Linked DNA regions of Homo sapiens: all the other regions are linked to region 1. Evidence: chromatin loops called from intact Hi-C (ENCODE). Cell type or tissue: gastrocnemius medialis. All regions are shown on one strand. Region 1 overlaps PTPN14 (protein tyrosine phosphatase non-receptor type 14). Region 2 overlaps PTPN14 (protein tyrosine phosphatase non-receptor type 14). Region 3 overlaps PTPN14 (protein tyrosine phosphatase non-receptor type 14).

Region 1 (2,500 bases):
TTAATAGTCAGCAGCATTTACACATTCTTGTGACCTGTCTGGCCTTGTAGGTATTTAGGTCCTGACTGCCGATACTTGCACTTTCTGTATAACTTGAAGTGCATCTCAGTACTTGGGTCAGCCCATATCTCTTCATTGACCCAGTTGATTTTATGTCATTCAGTGTCCAGCTGTATTAACACTTTAGCTGCCTATAAGAGACTGTAGGTGGTTGAGCTGAGTGTGAGAGTATAACTTCCCTAAGTGCTCATTTGAAAACTTTATTTCTGTGTAAAGATCACTCCGGAGGGCTAGATTATATGTCCCTGTCAACTTTCTACTGCAGAGCCATGGCTCAAATTATTCAGATTTCCTCTCTTTATTGCTCACAATATCTGTCTCATCTCTGATTACCCATAAAAGGTTCATGCATAGAAAGAGTACCAAGCGTCTTATAGGCCAATAAAGACATCATTCAAATCTTAAACAAACACAGCCTATTTGAGAAAGAGCCCTTTGCCTTATATCAAGACAGACCAGAATGATAGAGTTTTATATCTAAATATGAGACCCCACATATCAATAAATCACAGAGACCAGTTGCTTTGTTTTACAGATGAAGAAACTGAGAAACAGACAGATAAAGGGACTCTGCCCATAGTCACACAGCTGTTTAGTGACAAGCCTGGCTCTTAAGGTGGTTCTGGAATGGTTTTAGGTGAACCAAGCATGCTGACATGGGAGAGCCCATAGATAGGATTTATTTAAACGTTCAAAAAGTCTTTGCCAATCCTCCCCTCCCCTCCCCTTAGCTGTAACAGCTAAGACACACTGTGGAATTGGAAGGGATGAGTTTTGTCAAAGAGAAGGAAGTAGTTCAGACAGAAGAAACAAAGGGTAGAGGGAAACAGGCACTTCTTTGAGTGAGTCCTTTAAATAGCGAGCATTATGTAGAGAGTGGAACTAAAATGGGTTTTATTTAACGTCTTTATCAGTGATCTCCAGCCCTGGGCACATAGTGAAAGTGCCAAGCTTTCAGATGACACTGAGTCCTTTAGAAGGGTGGAAAATTGAGACATTGCAAGTAAACAGTAGAAAGGTGTCAGCAGGTGTCAAGTTACCAGGTGTGACTCAAATAATGATACTGCTTTCTGGTGTACTTTGTAAAAGCAGAGGAGGCGTAATCATAGCGGGACATGTTGCAACATGTTTCGGTTTACAGCCTCCTAACTCTCAAGGTCAGCTCGTCAATCTTGTGCTTGCAGCTGGGGAGAGTGAGTAGACATTTCGCCTGACGTTTGCTGCCAGCATAAAAATGAGTTACCGTTATTCAGAGCAAATCCCAGCAACTTTGACGTAAGTTTAACTGAAATGCGAGTTAGACACATGGTCCTTTAGTAGAAAATCACAGAGATGAAGCAATGTTGGAAGCAAATGCTTTTGACCAGCATAAATGTTTTGAAGAAGGTAGAAAAGATAGATGTTTATGACAGTGACTAATGTGAGAAACCCATAGGTCTAACTAAGGAAAACATGAAAAAGGTCGGTAATTTGGATCCTTGAAATAAAATGGCCAACTGTGAAAAGATAGCTACTGATGAGGATACTGATGGAAAATTTGAAGCAAGTTATGTATCTGCTAGAGCTCTGTATGTTTTGAATGATTGTTGGAATCAGCAAAGAACTAGTATTTTTTGGTTTAATCTTCAAGGAAAATAATAGCTGGAAATAAAACAATAAAAAAAACACTACAAAGGAGAACATACATTAATGTGGGAAGTAGGGGGAAAAAAAGGAAAAAGAAGGAGAACAGACTTGAAGACCTCACTCTCTGGTGTTTGTTTCTTGGTCAGGCTCTGTAAACTCCCCAAAATTAAGTTCTTGTGTTTAGAATCAGGAGATGATGCTAGCATAGCTATTGTAAGGATGAGTTCAGAAAGCATTTGCCATTGTGCTTAGCATATAGTAGGTCTTCAAATAATATTTGTTTTTTTTAAATGAAAAGATATACTAGAAGGTAGCAGGAAACTGCTGCATCCCTCAGAGAGCTGTGCTGGTATCAGTCACCTGGCAGAAGATTCTCTGTGACCCACACTAACCAGAAACATAGGGGAAGAACATTCTGGGAAATGGAGTGCAGCCTAGTCAGGTTGAGACATTACAATGCCACTGTGAGGCTTCGTACATTATTAATGATTAGTAAAACCCAAATCACTGTAAACCATACCCTACTAGAAACTCTACTGAGTACAAATTTTGTACTGACTGGCGATTTCCAAAATTCAGAATTACTCCCTCAAAACAAATGATTTGATATTATTGAAGATAACTTCAAATTTGTCCCTAATTCCCTCAGGCAATTCCCAAAAGTGGAATTGCAAACAATAATTTAAGCAAACATTTTGTGTTATTATCATAGACATGTATTCCCAGGGAGGTTCCCCACCCTCATTCCAGTCCCATATGAGGGAGCAGATCTGCTGCAGAGGACGCGGCCTGGTGCTTTGTCCTGTGCCGAGTG
Region 2 (2,500 bases), 77 kb after region 1:
CAGTTTTCAAATTATATGGCTTGAAAAATTAAAGGAAACTTGTGGTTTGGTAGTTTTTAAATTACAGAATGATTTGTTGCAACTCTGTGGAGGAATTTATATGATAATATACCTATTTATTCAATAGCATGAATCGTTTGAAAATCAGATTAAATATTGCTACATGAAGTTTGTCATATTGAATCATCCAGGAAAACAACGAATGCTAAGCTTAGACATTAAACTCTCTGCCCATGAAAAGATAATTTTGAGAATCTTCCAGTCTGTCCATGGGAATGAATGTTTGTGCTGCTAAAAATTGGAAAAGGGGCAATCCCAACTGTAGCCCAATGTTAGAAAAACATAAAACAAAGCTTGAGCGAAATGTTCATCATGGAATCAGTTGAGACTACATAACAGAAATGTCATTGCCCTCTGAGTTTTTACCATTTTGCCCCACATAGGATTTTTTTATTGTTTGCCTCTCTATTCCCATCACTACTAGAGGTCTCTAGAAATCTCTAGAACAATGAGTAACCTGCCACTGAGTCTCAATCCATCCATTGCTAGGAAGACAAAATAAGATGAGGTAGAATCAGTGTGTGCATGGCTTGAGGGCCTCATCATCACCTTCCCCACCTAATCGTCCTTTCCTTCCCTTCATATCACTTTTGTCACCAAATTCCCCCCTTGTTTTCTTTTCTTTTTTTCTTTTTTTTGAGACAGGGTTTTGCTATGTTGCCCAGGCTGGCCTCAAACTCCTAGGCTCAAGTAGTCCTTCCACCTCGGTCTCCTGAGTTGATGGGATTACAGGCGTAAGCCTGGCCACTCCACTTCTTTCCCCATTCCCTGTGCTCCGCTCCCTACTTCCCCTTTTCAACTCAAGAAGCCATTCTGTCTTGTCTGACACGAAAGACTATTCTGTTCTGAGCTCTTTGGAGACCCATCAAAGGCTGAGCCTCAGTGAGGCAATGACATGGGGGCTCACTGAACACCAGATGTTACTGGTCTGGCAGAGCACAGACAAGCATATCAAATCCGGAACAGTTTGGAGTAAGGGATTCGGCCAGTGTGGCCTCCTGTGGACTTGGTGAAGGCTCAGGGTGGTTAAATGCTCTATGGTGTGTCCAAACATAGCGGATTTCCTCAGTGCCCAACTGCATGCCAGAACATTCTTTGCTGGGACGTGGTCAACCCAAAAAGAACTTCTGTTCCCATTGATATTCAAAGATAGCAAGATGACTCATATTTTTCACTTCTCTTCCCCTAGCACAAATATAGCCAGTCTTATCTGTCCTATTTCCCATGGTTGCTATTGGTAGATGGTTAGCGGGGAGAAATGCTCTCCTTTTGTTCTGGTACTGTTCAGGCCTGGCTAGTAAGATCCAAGCCCCTATTTCAGGAGAAGAGTAGACCATGTTTAGTTTATTTTGTGTTTCAAGCAAAGATTTTAACAAATATATATTAAATTGTGGGACCATTTTTCTCCTGTCCAAACTCCCCTGCCTTCTTTCCACAGCTTCTGGATTTAGCATACTTTATATTTTAGTCTGTAATTCATGCAGTTTTAATTCTGTCAATGAAATGGCCTTTCTTTTTCCTGGACTTGTCCCTCTCAGTCTCATTCTAAACACAGAAAAGTTGAGCAGAAACAATGAAACACAGACACTTACAATGAGGTTGGTAGCTGTGCAGTGGGGAGTGGGGACAGCTGTCCCAGGCTGCTCTGGGAAGCCTCCCTGTGGCCCAGTGCTTTTGGTCACTGAGTGTTAGCTGAGACTTTTTAAGGTGCATAGAGTTTTTCAGAAAGCACTCGTTTTATGGTCTGCAGGACACTCAGTCCCTTGGATGTAGCTGTCTGTTCCAGCTACAGCTAATTACAAAAGGTCAGGATCTCAGTAGCCAAAGGGCAGATGTCTTGATCTTGCTGCTTTTCTGAGTAAGTTATACCTCCTTCATAAAGTGAGGAGGAGAAAATGTCTTCTAGACAAGATTGAGCAATTGTCAACTGCTTTGTGCTTCCTTGGCTTGGGGGCAGTTAAGAGCAGAGCCTGTGGGAGTGAATGAATCTTTAAGCCAGCTGGGACCCTTTCATTGAAGACCAGGAGAACTTTCTTTGTCATATCCCCAGACTTGAACATATCAGACAATATACTGTCATTTAGGCTCAGTCCTACAGGTAATTGAGATGGGGATGATGGTAGAGGAGGAGGAGGAGGATGTGGTGGTGGAGGAGGTGGTGATGGTGACAACATTGAAAATAATATCGTAACAGCTAACTTGTGTCTAGTGTTTACCATGTATACGCACTATTCTAAGAGCCTGATAGTATTAACACAAGTAGCCTTTGCAGTGACACTGTGAGCTAAGTCCTGTTAGTATCTGTGTTAGTCCATTCTCACACTGCTATAAAGAACTACCTGAGACTGGGTAATTTATGAAGGAAAGAGGTTTAGTTGACTCATAATTCTGCAGGCTGTACAGGAAGCATGGCTGGGAGGCCTCAGGAAACTTACAATCA
Region 3 (2,500 bases), 100 kb before region 1:
CTAAAAGTACAAAAATTAGCTGGGCATGGTGGCGTGCACCTGTAGTCCCAGCTACTCAGGAGAATCACTTGAACCCAGGAGGCGGAGGTTGCAGTGAGCTGAGATGGCACCACTGCACACCAGCCTGGGAGACAGAGCGAGACTCCATCTAAAAAAAAAAAACGTGTTATAGAATCAGTGAATGAATGCATTTCTGAAATGCTGACCTGAGGGATAAGAGCTCAGCCTAGTTTGTGATTTATTATTTATTCTTTGATAAATAATTACTATGCTCTGGGAAAATTACATCTTGTTAATGACTATATGTAATTTTTAAAAATTAAACAGATATCAGTATGTATTATACATATCTTATTATCTTTGTTCATTTGAGGAGACAAATTCCATTTTTAAGCTATTTTCTGAAGTTACTCATACTATGGTTCTTAATATTTTGCTATACTTGGATACTTAAAAAACATGGTAATTTTTCCTCTCATTTTCAAGTCTAGGAAATGTTGTAGATCATGGGAGAATAAATATCACTGAAGGGTTAGGAAGGAGGAACATCTCAGGGTTAAGATATAAACCTTTCAGGTTTGGATTTACCGATTAGAATATGCTTAGTTTCCGTCCTATGCATTATTGTCTTTTGTATCATATAGAAAAGAGAAAAAGGCAGAATACCCCATTATTCAAACTCAAAGTTACTAGTTTTTACAGTGAGAGAAAGTTGGAGAGACCCTATGACACCATGTCAAGGCAGATTTGCCAGCTCACGCATATCCAAGACAGCCTGTTCTACTTATGGAACTATAATAAGCAGCAGTGATATCATTGATATTCCCCCCCAAATCACAAGCTTGGCTCTCACCGTTATTTTAGCTCCTAAGTCAACGGGATTAAGGCAGATTTCATGGTCATGAAAGTGAATTTGTCATGAATTACGTATATACTTCAGCTTGATGTTTAAGGTTCTCCACAAATGATTCCCACGTGGGCGTCTGATTTCTTCAGATTTATGTCCCACTATTCCTCAGGGTTATGCCAAACTGCAGGTGTTTCCTGAACAGGCCCAGTCATTTTCCACCTAATGTTGTGCTGTTTCCTTGCCTAAAAATCCTAACACTCATCATTGCCTATCAAAACCATCCCTCCAAGCCCTCCTTCAATACCACTTTCTCTGGGCAGCCTTCCCTAATCTCTCTCTGGGTCAGGCCCTCTTGCCATTCTGGCCTTGGCATTGACCTCACTGTGCCCTGTGTCCTGGTTAACCTACCTCACCCCCTCACTGGCCTGTCAGCTGCCTGGGAACTGCCACTGCTTCACTCCCCCATGTCCCTGCCTGTAACTGTCCATGCAGGTCTGCCTTCCCCTTGCCCAAGAATGCCCTGTGAGGCTGAGGCTGCCCCCCCGCGTCATTATGACAGACACCTGTTGTGGCACCACTTTGTGTATGCTGTCCCCTCTCTTGGTGCGGGCACCAGTCTCCCTTCTATGCTAGAGTCTTTTCTAAGGTATGTCTGATATTTTCGCTCTCCTGCTTAAAATCTTTCTTGCCACCATATATTGTTTACACATATACACAGGCACACACATACACATTTTCTTTATACCTTTACTACATATATACATGCATACTATATGTGTGTGTACATATAACATACATACTATATGTGTGTGTACATATAACATACATACATATATATGTGTGTGTGTGTAGTAAAAGTATAAGGAAATACCAGAAGGATAAACACAAAAGACAGGGTATGGTGAGCAGGGGTGGAGGTGAGGACAGACATGTGATACTGTTTTGTTTCCTAAGCTGAGTGATGGAAACGTGTGTTTATTACATTCTCCCTTCTAAAATATTTCATTTAAAAACTGCTTATGATTAAAGTACACACTCTCTAGCAGAGCACTCAAGGCTCTGCACAGCTCTTTTTTAAAAATGTAAACAGAAAGTCTCATTTATTTTTGTCTGAAGCACACAGGAGCTCACTCAGCACAATACAATAAGCGAATCATACAAATATTGAGAAAAAATATTCCCATGAATACATATGTATATATTCTTAAGAGCAGCAATCAGGAGTTTAACAACAATGTAAAGTGGTTTTCTCTAAATAATGCTTTCTGATGGGCTTTTGGGTAGGAAATGGACAGGTAAATCACCATCACGTAACAGATGAGCTAAGAATAACATCTGTTACCCAAGTCACTGGAACCCTGTGGCCTGCGAAAGCCCTCTTGGAGTTTACATTTAATTCCGTCATTGGCCTGGTTGACTTCCACATTTCACTAAATTTGGACAAGATCAAGAAACTAACCCCTCAACTCTCAATCTCTCATACTCAGGGATGTGGGAGGGAAGGGCAGGTGAGATCAGGTGTGAACACAGTCAGGGCTCTGCATAGCTCTTGATCACACCTAACTTCCTAGCCTTGTCTGGCCTCTCCCCTAAACATCTCTTGGCTCCCTGTGAACCTTCTCCAAACATTTCTCAGGGTTGAAACCTTGT

Evidence for each region. A loop is a pair of places that touch in the nucleus more often than their neighbours do. Peaks named below come from ENCODE experiments on the same cell type or tissue, not always from the same donor. Only the 100,000 strongest peaks of a DNase experiment are listed, where the experiment ranks them.
Region 2: it touches region 1 in a loop (2.3-fold over the local background); 4 of 110 quality-filtered maps call a loop at or near these places.
Region 3: it touches region 1 in a loop (2.8-fold over the local background); 18 of 110 quality-filtered maps call a loop at or near these places.

The regions. Positions count from the first base shown.
Region 1 is chr1:214,438,318-214,440,817 of GRCh38, reverse strand. The region is part of intron 3 of PTPN14 (protein tyrosine phosphatase non-receptor type 14); the gene reads left to right. Among named protein-coding and RNA genes, the nearest start is that of PTPN14, 110 kb to the left of the region's middle. RefSeq lists enhancers at 1,045-1,384, 699-1,670. In gastrocnemius medialis, no CTCF peak of the experiment used is centred here; a DNase peak (open chromatin) is centred at 1,177; H3K4me3 peaks cover 603 bases; H3K27ac peaks cover 2,500 bases.
Region 2 is chr1:214,361,035-214,363,534 of GRCh38, reverse strand. The region is part of intron 18 of PTPN14 (protein tyrosine phosphatase non-receptor type 14); the gene reads left to right. Among named protein-coding and RNA genes, the nearest start is that of SMYD2, 81 kb to the right of the region's middle. In gastrocnemius medialis, no CTCF peak of the experiment used is centred here; a DNase peak (open chromatin) is centred at 1,124; H3K4me3 peaks cover 526 bases; H3K27ac peaks cover 2,500 bases.
Region 3 is chr1:214,541,301-214,543,800 of GRCh38, reverse strand. The region is part of intron 1 of PTPN14 (protein tyrosine phosphatase non-receptor type 14); the gene reads left to right. Among named protein-coding and RNA genes, the nearest start is that of PTPN14, 9.1 kb to the left of the region's middle. In gastrocnemius medialis, no CTCF peak of the experiment used is centred here; a DNase peak (open chromatin) is centred at 1,370; H3K27ac peaks cover 2,500 bases.